Linked DNA regions of Homo sapiens: regions 1 and 2 are each linked to region 3. The links are chromatin loops, found by intact Hi-C in ENCODE. Cell type or tissue: psoas muscle. All regions are shown on one strand.

Evidence for each region. Hi-C counts contacts between places; a loop is a spot of excess contacts. Peaks named below come from ENCODE experiments on the same cell type or tissue, not always from the same donor. Only the 100,000 strongest peaks of a DNase experiment are listed, where the experiment ranks them.
Region 1: a loop joins it to region 3, with 8 times the contacts of the local background. A loop is called at or near these places in 54 of 110 quality-filtered maps.
Region 2: it touches region 3 in a loop (5-fold over the local background); 56 of 110 quality-filtered maps call a loop at or near these places.

What each region holds. Positions count from the first base shown.
Region 1 is chr10:112,469,887-112,474,886 of GRCh38, forward strand. All of the region lies in intron 3 of VTI1A (vesicle transport through interaction with t-SNAREs 1A), which reads left to right. Among named protein-coding and RNA genes, the nearest start is that of VTI1A, 25 kb to the left of the region's middle. In psoas muscle, a CTCF peak has its summit at 2,178 (motif pointing left); no DNase peak of the experiment used is centred here.
Region 2 is chr10:112,718,861-112,723,860 of GRCh38, forward strand. The region is part of intron 7 of VTI1A (vesicle transport through interaction with t-SNAREs 1A); the gene reads left to right. Among named protein-coding and RNA genes, the nearest start is that of MIR4295, 87 kb to the left of the region's middle. RefSeq lists a silencer at 2,230-2,524. In psoas muscle, a CTCF peak has its summit at 2,410; no DNase peak of the experiment used is centred here.
Region 3 is chr10:113,382,713-113,387,712 of GRCh38, forward strand. No RefSeq gene overlaps it. Among named protein-coding and RNA genes, the nearest start is that of HABP2, 170 kb to the right of the region's middle. RefSeq lists a silencer at 2,598-2,707. In psoas muscle, a CTCF peak has its summit at 2,631 (motif pointing left); a DNase peak (open chromatin) is centred at 2,559; H3K27ac peaks cover 681 bases.

The DNA.
Region 1 (5,000 bases), 910 kb before region 3:
TGCATCCCAGCAGTCCTAACTCCAGTGTCTGCCTCCTAAGTTCAGTGACTTGCTGCACTCCCTGTGGGCTCCCCCTCCGTGTGCTGCAATTGGGAAAGTGCCTCCAGGCTGAGAGCCATGCGGGGCTCATTTCACATGTTTTTCTTCTTTAAGGAATTACGCTCCTCCACTGCTTGTTGTCCAACTTTGGAAAATAATTGATTCATCCATTTTGTCCGTGTTCACAGTTGTGTAGAACAGGAGGGTTTGTCTTGTACCAATTACCCCACCATGGCAGGAAGTGAAAGTTCAGTGTAGATTTAATGTTTCTTAATTCCTTAACAGATAATTTTATATATCAGAGAATGAAAAATAATAGTCTGCTGTTTACTGTTGAAACTTTCCCTCTCAAGGGTTGAGTCGAAGTATGCTAAAATGAATTGACACTGGACAGATTAATGGGAAAAACCAAACAAAATGTATTGTGTGCGTAAGTACAGGGGCCACACGCAAAGTAAGAGACTCAAAGTAGGGCCACATAACTGAAGCTTTTATACTGTAGTGCAGAAAAGCATAGAGATTTGGAGTGTGGGAACAGGTTTTCAGAGCAAGAACGGAGGAAGGCAAGCAAAGGTTGTCTTGGCTCTGCTGTTGGAGCCTGGCAGGCAGCAGCCCCCTGGAAGAATGGATGGGAGCCTGTGGAAAAGCTTCCTCTGTTACCTTTAAAAGTGCTGGGTGCGGTGGTTCATGCCTGTAATCCCAGCACTTTGGGAGGCCGAGGCAGGCGGATCACTTGAAGTCAGGAGTTCACATACCAATGTTCACATACCAGCCTGGCCAACATGGTGAAACCCCATCTCTACTAAAATTGCAAAAATTAGCCGGGCATGGTGGCGCACACTTGTAATCCCAGCTACTTGGGAGGCCGAGGCCTCCCTTGAACCCAGGAGGCCGAAGTTGCAGTGAGCTGAGATCGCACCACTAAACTCCAGCCTGGGCAACAGAGCGAGAGACTCAGTGTCAAAAAATAAAATAAAATAAAAAAGCATCAGACTTTCAGTCTCCCTTTCCTGTGAGTTCATCTTTCCAAGATCTGGGTAAAGCCAATACGGGTCAGGGTGGGGGCGCTCAGAGAAAGCCTGTTTTGCATTTGCTGTTTACTTAACTAATATTGATTTCCTCTACAAATGCAAATCTCCAGCTTTTCAGAGCCATTTTTGTGTTTGTAGCCCTTCTGAATAGCTATCTCAAAAATACACCAAAGAAGTATATTTTGGGGTGGCATATTTTGGTTTTCTTCATTACGGTGGCTTATCATAGAATATAATTTGTAGCTGACTAAATACCTGTTTAAAGGATTTTAAAATTCATGCGGTAATTTGCAGTCAGCATCGTGTGTGTGGGAGGGTGTTAAGGAAAGTTAGGGGTCATACTTACGTGCCCATTTATACTGTTACCATTCCTGATTATTCTGTTCACTTACCTAATTTCATTCTTATTGATTTTTTTTTTTTTTTTTTTTTGCTTCTTACAGCCTATAATTGTTCATTTTTGGCTTCTTGTGTAGCCTCAAAGGAAGTTAGGAATATTAGGTTCAGAAGAGGTCAAATCTAATCACCTTATGTTTTAGATGAAGAAATGGAGGACTGAGGAGACCAAATGACTTAAAGTCACACTGCTTTCTGGAGCCAGAATCAGAATCGAGTAACTAAGCACCCGTTTTAATGTTCTCTTCACAATCCTTTGCAACCTGCCCGCCTTTGAGTTTCCATAAAAATGTATTTAATAGTCTGTTTAGGTATTTGAAAACAACTTTTAAAAAAAAAATTAGAATTCCTGTAAGCTGTTCTTGTAATTTCTTCCTTCAACATTGATATGAGGTTAGCTAGGGCCTTCTCATGTCAGAATGTTCCAGGAAAATGAACCAGCCAAGAGGAAAAAAAAAAATGTAGTTAAGGAATTTTTCAAGTTTAAGATTAGTTTGCTTCTTAAGAAAATTAAAGCAAATTTTAAAACCCTAAATTTATACAAACAAAAAACCCTCCAAAATTGTATAAAATGTTTGACCAAGTCTCAGTAAATAGAAAAAGAAAGAAACAAGTAAGTGGTGTGCTGGTATAAGGTTCTAAAGGTTATGAGGACATGGTGTGTTGAATGCTTTTTCACGTCTCTGATATTGTGCTATGATGCTAGCACCATCTTGTGGTTGATTTATATAGTTGCATATTTCTTTTTTCTTGTAACAAAGCTGAACTTCCTTTAAGACATACACAGAAGGATTTGGGGTGAATGATTAGATCGTAATGAATGTTAAAAAGAGAGCTTTCTAGCCCCAGTCTCAAGTTCACTTCTATCCCAGGTCAGTGGTGCCCGAATGCTGCCTTTTCCTGTTTGGCAGGCTATGTGATGTGATTGTTAGACCAGCTCCTAGTGCAGAGCTGTCTACATCAGAGAATGGCACTTCTATTGACAGTCTCAGCAGTGAGGCTGAATGGTCCTAGAAATCCAACTACCTGCAGACTATCGGAGTTGGTCCCTTAGGTCAGGGTTCAAAGGATGTTGTGGAACAGCTTGAAGCTTTTACTGATACTACCTGTACTCTCTCTTTTCATAGGTGAATGGACAACTTGAGTATCTGAGTTTATGAGTAAAGCCAGTACCCATATTCTTTTTTTTTTTTTTTTAACTCGAGATAGACTAAAGAAGTTCAAATGAGAAAGGTGAATTTAAATTTTGATTTTTGTTGAAAGGTCAAGAACGTATGCTTCTGTTTACATTTTATCTTTTCTGTACTTACAGCTTCCTGGGATATTTTACTTCTATTTCTGTGGAAGCTATGGGAAACCATGAAAACATGTTTTAGAGGTTTGGATAGTCTCAGTGGTAATATGTGGTAACTGTAGCATCAGCTAATCCTTCTTACAGGACCATAAGTGCATTCTAAAAAGAAATGAGAAAGGCTAGACAGAGCCACCTCAGAAAAGAAAATTTTCTTTACTGTGTACACTTAATGAATATGCCTGCTACTTTAAAAAATTACATTTGTTGTTTGATTCTGTGTAAATATAATACCTGGTCGTTATAGAATATTCTGAAAATGAAGAAGAGTAAAAAAGAAAAAAAAAATCACCAGTAGCCCTATTTTTGATTTTGGTTTGTTTTTTCCAATCTTCTCTCCCCTTCTCCCTTGCATAATTTATTGTTTCATTTTACATAACAATGAGGTCATTTGATCCACTTTTTTTTTTTTTTTTTTCTTTTTGAGACAGAGTCTTGCTCTGTTGCCAGGCTGGAGTGCAGTGGCATGATCTCAGCTCATTGCAACCTCCACCTCCTGGTTTTAAGAGATTCTCCTGCCTCAGCCTCCCGAGTAGCTAGGACTACCGGAGCGCGCCACCATGTCCAGCTAATTTTTGTATTTTTAGTAGAGACGGGGTTTCACCATGTGGTTGGCCAGGATGGTCTTGATCTCTTGACCTCGTGATCCACCCACCTTGGCCTCCCAAAGTGCTAGGATTACAGGTGTGAGCCACTGCGCCCGTCCCACATTTTTTTTTAAATAAAAGATTGTAACATTAGTATTTTCCATTTCTATATATTCTTGATCATTTTAATGTGTGCATAATATTTCCTTGAGTGATGTTAGCTAACCTTTTGTTGAATCCTAATATATTTCCATTTACCTCCTCTATCATTTATTGTGCTGCAGTGAACATATTTGAACAGGATTATTTGATTAGGATCGTCTCTCAGAAGGCAGATGACCAAGTGAAAGGGTATCAACAGTTTTATGGCTCTTAATAAAATATGCCTGGAACTACATTTTTACTGCGGCTCATCAAATCACTTGTGTTCTTTCTCCATATTTTCTCTGTGTTAGAATGTGACTTTAAAAATAAAAATCTTAGGTAGACCAGGACTAAGTACTTTACATGCATTACTCATTTAATCCACAAACAATTATATAAGAAATATACTGTTGTTTATGATTTTGGGGATTTTATAGACTCTAGAATTAAATACAACTGAGATTCCTTTTTCTAAGATACTCTTCCATGGAAGATACATTTAATGTTAGTAATGCTAGCAAATTTGCATGGTTCTGAGAATCTGGCCTTACCCTAAATCCACTTTACATACTTAACATTTCTTAATCAGAAGCTGAAGAATATTTCTTTTAGTTATTTGGATATGACTATGACTTTTTTTTTTTTGAGATGGAGTCTCGCTCTGTCGCCTAGGGTGGAGTGCAGTGGTGTGATCTCAGCTCACTGCAAGCTCCGCCTCCCGGGCTCATGCCATTCTCCTGCCTCAGCCTCCCGAGTAGCTGGGACCACAGGTGCCCGCCACCACACCTGGCTAATTTTTTTTTTGTATTTTTAGTAGAGACGAGGTTTCACTGTGGTCTCGATCTCCTGACCTTGTGATCTGCCCTCCTTGGCCTCCCAAAGTGCTGGGATTACAGGCGTGAGCCACCACGCCCGGCAACTATGACCTTTAAGAGAGAAAGTACTACTCTATTTATATATTATGTGCATGTGCATGCCCATTATTTTCCTTGTTTGCATTCATTTTCTTTTCTTCATTCTTTCCTTTTTTTTTTTTTTTAAGACAGGGCCTTGCTCTGTCACCCAGGCTAGTGTACAGTGGTGCAATCACAGATCACAGTAGCCTTGACCTCCTAGGCTCAAGTGATCTTCTCACCTTATCCTCCAGAGTAGGTGGGACTATTGGTGCAAGCCACCACAGCTGGCTATTTTTAAAATCTCTTTGTAGAGACAGGGTCTCCCTATGTCACCCAGGCTGGTCTCTGACTCCTGGACTCAAGTGATCCTCCAGTCTCAGCCTCCCAAAGTGCTGGGATTACAGGCATGAGCCACCATGCCTGGCCTGCATTCAGTTTCTTAAAAAGTTGGTTCTCCATTACTAAGGCTCTGCTAGGTGAAATTGTTAGAAAATCATCATGCAGTTGCCCTTCATTGTTTATAGGATTCTTATTCCTGGCCTTGACCTTGGTCAGT
Region 2 (5,000 bases), 660 kb before region 3:
AGGTTATTGTTATTTAAATGAACAGTCGACTGCACTGTAATGAAGAAATGCATGCTTTTCCCAACTCAGTTATCAACCAGAATTCTAGGAAAATGAGAATTTGTGTCTGCTTTCATTCACAGAGCAAACTAGAGGTCAGTGTTTTCAATATGAACCTTTTTTTAGCTTTTCAACAGTGAATAATTAGGAGCTGCTGCTTCTGAAATTACCTGTATTCACTGTAGAGAAGGAAAGACTTTTATCTTTCACGATGAAATACATTTTCTCATTCAAACTTTGTCATTCTTTTTTTAAATGGCATTTTACATCACTGAGTCGATCCTCGGTAGTAAAATAAAAGAAATATATTTTGTGAGCTGCAATAGCCTTGTTTATTCAATTTTACTTCCTTAAATTTCATCTCCTCCTTGAAAAATGATCCAAATGCAAAAATGGGTTTAAAGCAGTTGAATGTACAAAGCAATTATCCACATAAAATGCTATTATACAAACATACATGTTCCTTGCACTTTGATTAAATGGAACTGATTCTTGATCCTTATCGATTATGTGCTTCTATTGTTTTTTTAACAGCTTTATTGAGATATAATTTATATGTTATATAATGCGCCCATTTAAAATGTACAATTCAGTAGCTGTTAGGATATTCACTGCATCATGCAACCATCACCACAAACAATTGTAGAACTTTTTTTTTTTTTTTGAGGCAGAGATTTGCTCTTGTTGCCCAGGCTGCAGTGCAATGGTGCGATCTCGGCTCACCGCAACCTCCGCGTCCCAGGTTCAAGCGATTCTCCTGCCTCAGCTTTCCGAGTAGTTGGGATTACAGGCATGCGCCACCACACCCTGCTAGTTTTGTATTTTTAGTAGAGACGGGGTTTCTCCATGTTGGTCAGGCTGGTCTCAAACTCCCAACCTCAGGTGATCTGCCCGTCTCAGCCTCCCAAAGTGCTGCGATTACAGGCGTGAGCCACGACACCCAGCCCAATTGTAGAACATTTTTATCACCGCAAAAAGAAATCTGGTATCCATTAATAGTCACTCCCACTTTCCTGCCAGCCCCTGACATCCACTAGTATACTTCCTGTCTCTATAGATTTGCCTATTCTAGATATTTCTTATAAATGGAATCATACTATATGTGGTATTTTGCGTCTGGCTTCTTTCACTTAGCATAATGTTTCAAATCTTCTTATTGACAAATAATATTCCATTGTATGGATACATAAATTTTATTTGTCCATTTATCAATTGATGAACATTTGGGTTGTTTCTACTTTTTGAATATTATGAACAATGCTGTCATGGACATTTATGTACAAGTTTTTGTGTGAACATACACTTTCATTTCTCCTTGCTGCCTACTTAGGAGTAGAATTGCTGGGTCATGTGGTAACTTTGCATAGCTTTTGAAAAACTGCCAAACTATTTTCTAAAGTGGCTGCACTGTTTCCCAGTCCCACCAGCAATGAATAAGTGTTCCAATTTCTTCACCTCTTCACCAGCACTTGCTTTTGTGCATCTTTTATATTATAGTTTTTCAAGTAGCAGTGAGGAACTATCTCATGGTGGCTTTGGTTTGCATTTCCCTAATGTCTAGATGTTGAACATTTTTTCATGTGCTTATTGGCCATTTGTATTTCTTCTTTGGAGAAATGTCTGATTCTATTGAGTTTTTAAAAATTCTTTTGCCTCACCTCAGGCATGTGGTTAGCAGAACCATTAGAAACAAATATATCTTCCTAAAGGGAGGGATTTTCAAACAAATGTATACGTTGAAGATGTTCTTTTTACCATGGTAGTATTTTAGATTAGGCGATAACTGAATTGTTCTCAGGAAGCAATTTGCTTCTAAAACTTTGTTTTCCGTTTGGTTAGCGATACGGATATTAGTGGTCCCAGAAGCATACCTAGAAAGATCAGCTTGTCTAATTAACTCATTTTACCAATTAGGAAAGCAAGGACCTAAGAGGTGAAATATGTGGGTCACATGGAGAATTAATGATAGAGTTGGAATTGTATCCAGGTGGAGTATCTGAAATTCTCTGTTTATTTTAGAGAGAATATAGCACTTTGCCACTAGGTTCTCACTGATTTAAAAAAAAAAATGGTGAAAATGCCCTGCAGTTTACTCAGTGACATTTATTGTTGAGTACTTAACACATATTATTTTCTTCTATCCTCATAGAAGCATATGTAAGATTGATACTTTTATTTTCTCGTTTTATGTGTGGGGAAACTGAGGTTAGCTCACTTTTTCAATGGCACCTACATAGTGAGTGGCAGATTTTCTGATTCCAAATCTGCTGTGCTCTGTTTCTTCTGATCTGTCTGAGGAATGAAAGACAGCATCAGCACATTGCTTCCTGTGCCATCTTCCAACTTCTCATGGTCACTGAAACAAATAACCGATAGGTGGCATCAAGGAGCACTCACTTACCATTGCCATAGTTAACAGTTATTTAGCAACGCTACAATACCAACTTCAGAAGTAGAATATATGGTTCTGTGGACAGAAGAATTGTTCAAATGTAAGAATACTGTACCTTAAGGCACCAATAACAGAACAACTTACATTCATAGGGTACTTTTCAGTTACAAAGCATTTGACTTACACTTTTAATTTGATGCTCACAATTTGACAAGCTTTTCATTGTCTTTGTTTTTATGTACTTTTAATACTCATGATGAAACAAAGGCCTGAAGGGCTTTAGTTACTACGGTCCTAAAGTCTGAGGCAGAGCTGCTTTTCAAAACAAGTCTCTTGGCTCCCATGTAGTCCTGTGTATTCCCTCCAGTGTACCATCCTCCGCCATAATGATGTGCTGTTGGGCACTCATTTGAAAGGAGAGGAGACTTTATACCATTATTTCAGACAACAACAGAGCTATGAACAAGTAGAAGTTATAGGGAGGCTAATTTTGAACCCATATAAAGAAGAATTGATCTGTCCAACAATGAAATGTGTTGTCTTATGAAGGAGTGAGGCCTCTTGTCATTGAACTGTTCAAACTAGGGCTGACTGACCATCTGGAAGGATCTTGCAGAAGGCATTTCTGCATTGGGGGAGGTGGGGAGTGTGTTTGTGGTGCTGAGAGATGTTAGATGGCACCTAAGAGCCCTTTCAACTATGAAATTGTGGATCTTTGTTCTTAGTTAAGAGAGTAAGCTGGTTTAAGGGGTCCTCTGTATCCTTATTGAGGAAAGAGAGTTTAGCTCTGATACACTCTTATCCTGCAATGTTAAGGGTACAGGGTTTTCTCTTTAAAAGAAAGTAACCAAATTTATCAACCTGGATTACTGGTTTGTAAAAGGTTAGAACAGCTGTTCCCATCTATGTTAACAGATGCTGTATACAACAAGGGATCTATATTCAGATAAGATTTGACTATCGCAAGGACAGAAAACCAAACACCACATGTTCTCACTCATAGGTGGGAATTGAACAATGAGAACACTTGGACACAGGGTGAGGGACATCACACACCGGGACCTGTCGTTGGGTGGGGGGATGGGGGAGGGATAACATTAGGAGAAATACCTAATGTAAATGACGAGTTAATGGGTGCAGCACACCAACATGGCACATGTATGCATATGTAACAAACCTGCACATTGTGCACATGTACCCTAGAACTTAAAGTATAATAATAAAAAAATTAAACATTTTTAAAAAAAGATTTGATATGAGCCTGCAACATGCTGTTGTTCTTTGTGACTATCCAAGAGAAAGAGAAAAGAGGCAGCAATTCCAAATTTGTTTTTTAGTTTTGCAAAGTGCTTCAGAGGTCAGTGGCTCTCAGCCCTTGTTGCTCGTGAGAATCACCTGGGGAGCTTTTTAAAAATCAGATGCCCAGGCCCCACCGCAGACCAAATGAATCATATTCTCTAGTTCCCAGATACTGGTGGGTTCCCAGTATCTTAACAGCTGTCCGGGTGATGCTTACATGAAACCAGAGTTAAGAAGAGCTCATCTAATCAGTCTACTCTGAGCATGAGTCCAGGCAAAATCTGGACGTTTGCTTTTGTAATTCAGCTTCTTGTCTAGCATTTCTATTATCAATTCAAAGCCAATGCTCTTTAGTACAATAAGGGGCAGTGTCTTACAGTGGTTCACACTGCTGCTCTTGAGCCAGACAGCCTGGCTTTGTCCACTTACTAGCTTTGTGACGTCAGGAAAGTTATTTTAATCACTCTGTGCCTCAAGTTCTTTATTTGTAAATCAAGATAATAATAGTAGTTACAAAGTAAAGGCTAAAGTTAATAAAGACCCAAAAGAAAATTAAAACTCTACATATTATGATATTATAATTACCACCATCATCATCGTCCTCCTCGTCACCATTATTGTTTTGTTGTTGGTAGCAGTGGTGTCCTGCTAGGTGTTAGAAGCTAGGAACCTATAGAAAAAGTGCTCTTCCCTGTACAGGACTATACCTGGCCTTACTTGAAAACTAAGAACTCTTAGCAACATTAGCAACATACTTCTCAGCTCTAGAACTTCCCGATGAAGTGGAATGTTTTGCATCGGACTTTTTGCAAGAAGATCAAGCTTGAACCCGGTAACCTGTTTTTCCATCGAGCACTTGATTCTACATTAAGATCAGGCCATAGCTCTGCAAGGTGGGGGCCCGGACTGAAGGGTCAGGCTGGGTTTCTGTTTCGTAACTGGGAAAGGCATGTACTGCATGCGGCAGGCTGACCTCCTGAATCTTCAGGACAATCTCAATTTCAGATGGCCCACCCTGCTGATCAAACCTGTGGTTTGGAAAGCATGGTTACTGCTAAATAGGAAGCAAGGGCTCCAAATGCCAGTGTCCTAATCGTTTAAAAAGTAAATATAATTTGAATATGTGGGATAGCCTCAGAGAAAAATCAAAGAACACAATTAAGCATAGTTTCTATTTAGTTTTCAGTTGATGAAGGAATAATTTGAAGTTGCTCTAGTCACTGAGAGTACAGTAGCAATAGTCCTCCATTCTCTGGGATTCAGGGCAAGA
Region 3 (5,000 bases):
AGGTTGGTTAATTAATGGTGTGCATTCAAAAATGGGAGTAGGACAAACAAGACAGCTAATTTTGATAATGAACAGATTCGAAGCAACCAGATGACAGTGTTCTCTGTATATAGTTCCACACCAGCCATGTTTTTGTTTGGATTCTGTGTTAATTTTAGAAACTGTAAAACACAACATGCCAAATTGGTTGATTGAAATAGTGCTACTTCCCAGAGGCTAACAATCTGTTGTCTCTTGCAAGAGGCAAGAGGTTGCAGCATAAGTGCTTACTTGGTTATAGGCAAGAGCCTCCACGCAAACCGGGGAATTGAGACAGTTGTCCAGGAAATTCAGTGCCTCAGTTAACTGGCTGCTTTGAGTATTTTGATTCTGCTTGATGCCTGTCTGCGTATTCCTTCATTCATTTGTTTATGCTGCCATTCATTACATATTGGTTCAACTCTCTTTGCCAGTATAGACCCAGATTATATTTTGATCGGGAACATTGTCTTTTTAGTCAAAGTTACAAAGAGTATTTTCCCTAAAGACCAGTCAAGGAAGCTGGCCATTTCAAGTAATCTACAAATATTTATTCCTGAAGGAATACTAACTTTTTAGGGACCTTTTAAACCCAACAAAATCTAGTTGCTGGGTTTAAAATGAATAGAAGGAAGGACGGAAGGAAAGAGAGAAGGAAGGAAAGAAGGGAGATGGATTGGTTTGTGATTTTTAATTCAGACAAACTTTGAAGAAACACCCTTTCTTTAAATAATAAATACTGGCTGCTAATTTGTTGAATTTTAAATAATATGATAAAATGGTACTTAAGGAAGCTATACACAACAAAGATAAACATTTTTGCTCTCATGGGATCTCTATTTAAAAGTAGAAAAGATTGTTTTAACAGAGCGTCATATAATAGCAAATATGGTAGCTGGCTTATTAGAAAGTCATAAATGTTTATGTTTGACTCACATTTTGTAAAATGTTGTCACTGAGCGTGGTTATATATGGCAGTTTCTTGTAGTCCGTCTCACTAAAATTAACTGTTCACTAGTAAAAGGTTCACAATACTGGGTATAACTTAATGAGAATTAAAACAAGCTCCTCTTTTCAGCAGAGCTTTTGCTTGAGAGAAAAGTCCCCCCAGAATATCAGGGAGATACTTCAGATAAACATTCAGAATCACCTCCTGGCTAAGCATGTGAGCCAGGAAAAAAAGAAAAAAAAAAAAAAAAAAAAGAAAAAACTCAGTCAAGACCCCCATGGCAAGTGGAAAGGATTTGAAATAGCTCATAATTTGGGCTTTGAGCTATTCTGCAGGGTTGTTAGCTGTTTGGTATGATTCGTTTTATCCAAGAGCAGTTCCGGATTGTCAGGCATCCTCTCTTATTGCAAAGATAAATAAATAGAAATTCAGACATTCGGGGAGAATTTGACTTTTATTTCCTTCTTCCTCATTAGAGCCTATTTGGACCCTCACCCCCACCCCCACCCCCCTTTTAAGCCTTTCCGTTTCATGATAACTCTTTCAAGAAGAGAAACAAGCATAAAACAAACAACAGTTAGAAAGAAGCAACCACCTTGTTGGGGATTCCTGTGAATGTATTTAGAAATGAAACACTTCTTGCTTTTGCTTTAATAAGCATTTAGGAGGCTCTACTATCGGGCCATGAGTAATGAGAAAGAGGTATGGTTTTGATTTACTACTGTAGTTTAAATAGACTTAGAATCCAGTGAAATTGTTTTGTTCTAATTCTATCCATTTTTTTCTCAGTTCACCAACTTCTCAAAGAAAGACTTTCCCCAAGTAGCCGGCATTTTCCCAGTATGATAAGGCAAGCAGCGAGAAAGTTTTGTTGTTGTCTTTGTCTTGCTTTTCCCCACTTCAAGCCTCTGAGGCCCCATGGAAATCCTTGGAGTACACTTGGTTGAGTATGGACCATTCTAAATGAAATACAAATCAAAAGCATCCTTTCACTGGCCCCTTTAGGTTCTTAAGCAGAAGAATGTTCTGATCACTGAAGCCATTTCAAGACCTGAAATTAGAAAGTAATAAAAAATATCACACTCTCCCTGGTGGGTAGGACATATAATTGGTTCCCCAGCAGGACTTCAGCTCCAAGTGAGAAATGCGTAGCCTGTGGATCCTTGCTTTCAGAAGAACCACATGCAAACACTACCAAATAAGTAAAAAATAAGCAAAGGGAAACAGGAAAACCAGAGACAAATTCAGAAATAAATAGCCAAGGGCTAGAAAGAATAAAGAAAAAAAAAAAGCATTAACCCCAGATGTCTTTAAACACAAAAATTTGTGCACAAAACACCAGACGAGACGGTAAGTTTATGTGTTTAGATCAGCTTGGACAAACACCGCTGTTCAGGACTGCAGTTATTTTTTTGGATTCCATTCTGGCTGCAAGATGTTCTTGGGGAGAAAATGGACTGTGCTCACACAATCCTAACTGTTTGGGATTTGACTTAAAAAACTGGCCAGGGCCTTGATTTGCAGCTCACTCTTGGCCTAAGCCCGGCGTTCCAGCCGGTTGGGTTTTGTTGCTCGTGGAGTTTGGAAGCCGAACAGTTGGGGTGTGCTGCGATGGACAGGGCCACTGAGCACACAGAGCCTGGTGCTATGCTGCCACCTTCTGTCTAATGTGTCATAGCAAGAGGTGGCTGAGCTCTGGACTGCCTAGAAAACTCGGTGACTTTCTGCCTTTGAGAGTCAGGTCCTCTATAATCTGCACATTCCGGAGCAGCAGTGCCCTCTCTTCCTGTACACCTGTGGGTTCAAGGCCTTGGGGGCTGGCCCTTTGATAGCTTCTTCCAGAACCCACGCCAGTCTGTTTGTTTGCCTCTCTTCCTCATTCCCTCCCTCTCTCCCTGCCAGATCTTGAAGTTTCCGTAGGTAGAAGGGTCTGGAAAAACGAGGTTGAAGGCAAAGACAGGGCTTTTCGTTTTCAAACGTCAGCACACTCTTGTCTAAATTACTGCCAAAGACAAATGGGATGAAGTGGAGGAAAGGAAAAGTGAGATTGAATAGCAGGAAAAAAGCCCTGACAGCAAGATCTATTGCCCTGTGGAGAGGTGTCCCCAGGGGTGAGCTATTGGTTGAGATATTTAAAACTTGAGTGGACAAAACATTAGACCCTTCACCACAGGGAACAATTCTACAGCAGCCCCTGGGACCTGACCCTCGTGAGCGCAGAGGTCCTTCCCAACTCTAATTTTTTATGATTTCTCAATTGACTTCCCATTCTATAAAAAGTATTCTGTTGCTGCTCAGAAACCCAACTGCTTTGACATTCTGTTTGAGGTCGGGATGGTTTCAATCTACTTTCAGTTGTGTGCAGCATTGAAAATGCCCCTATACCTACTTTTTTTGAGCCAAAGAAATGTAAATTCATATAATTAAGCCTAGAAATATGTATTTGAGGAATGACATAGGGGACACTGCCCTTGACAACTGGCCAAGACATGACTCGCCAAGCACCCGGGGATTTGCTGTACAGCCTTTGACAAATGCTTACCCTTTCTGAGTCACCAGTTTTCATTGGGTTGTCTCACTGGTCAGGATGAGAATATCTGATGCCAGTTGGGAACATTTTGGAAGGACTGTGGTGGTGAAAGAAATAGCTTAGTTCTGCACCTGATTGCCAATCACTCCTTGTTGTGAGGATTGTACACTTCTCAGCTTGCAGGCCTGGATCAGGGGAGACAAAAGGAGGGAGAGAGGTGAGATGTCGGATGTGCGGTCATGGTCTTTGCTTGCAGGTTCTCCCTCCCTGGGGTGACTGGGTTCAGCCATCCAGCTGATTATTTTTAGGCTCTTGTTAATTGCCAGGCATGGAGCTAGGAGCTTGTGTGTCAGAGTGGAAGTGAACAAAAACAGTGGAGAACAAATGGAGTCCTCAGGGATACCTATCTCAGTGGCTTCGAACTGTTCTTAGGGTAAAGTTTAAAATCCCACATTCTGCAAAGCATCAGGTGATCTGGCCCTTCCTGCTTCTTTGATCTCTCCTTGGACCTTTCTCCAGCAGGCTGAGTTCCCTCAATTTTCCTTGGTGAGCTCTGTTTCTTCTCATCTCAGTGCCTGCCTGGGTGCTCAGCCCAGACACTCCTGGTCTTGCCACCCCTTTCACCTGGTCAGTGCTGCTTCTCATCTTTCAGTTCCCAGCTGTAAGGTCTCTTGCCCAGAGACGCCTTCCCAGACCTCTGGGCTGGGGTTCAGTTTCTCCAGCATGTGCCCCTCTGGGCCTTGTCTCATCTCTATCCAAGCACATGCCATTAAGGGTGAGTGCAGGACTGGAGGTTTACTATGGATCTCCTTGCCAGCCCATGCTCCGTGTGACAGGCAACTCGCTTGTCTTGTCTTTGCCTCGCAGGGCCTCCCACAGGGCCTTGTTCAAAGTATAGCTGTTGAGTGGATGAACAAATGAAAGGCTGAATGAATGAAGTGCTATAACATTGGTAGGCACTGTTGCAGAGGTTGAGATAAGGAATTGCACCCGGAAGGGCTTCCTGTAGGAAAAGTTAAGAGTTTCTCTGTTAAGAAAGGTCTGGGGGCAGTTTCTACTGGTTACCCTCCTCACCCCATCCCCACCAGCCTAGGAATGGGGTCAGTTTAAAATTTCTCATTGTAAAATAATACATAGCTGTAGTAAGAAATTCAAACATTACTGAAATGTATAAGCACTAAAAGTCACCATCCTTGCCCCTACAGACATCCTACCCTTTTGGGGATAACCATTACTTCCCTTCCTCCCTCCCAGATGTTTTCTTTATACCTTTTCCTCAGTTGTGGAATTATTTTAAAGTGTTTTATTCTGCCCCAAAAGGTGTATGACAATGTCCTAGAGGGCCTGACTCATTATTTTACTCAACTGGGGATTTGGGGAAAGTCTGGAAAAGTTTGCAGGCCAGAGTTTATTTCCTAGGAGCCAATTTCCCAGCCCTGGGACACAGGGGTTTTGGTCTGGAGAGACCTTTTTCAGTAAGTACAGTGACTATTGATTTCTGCC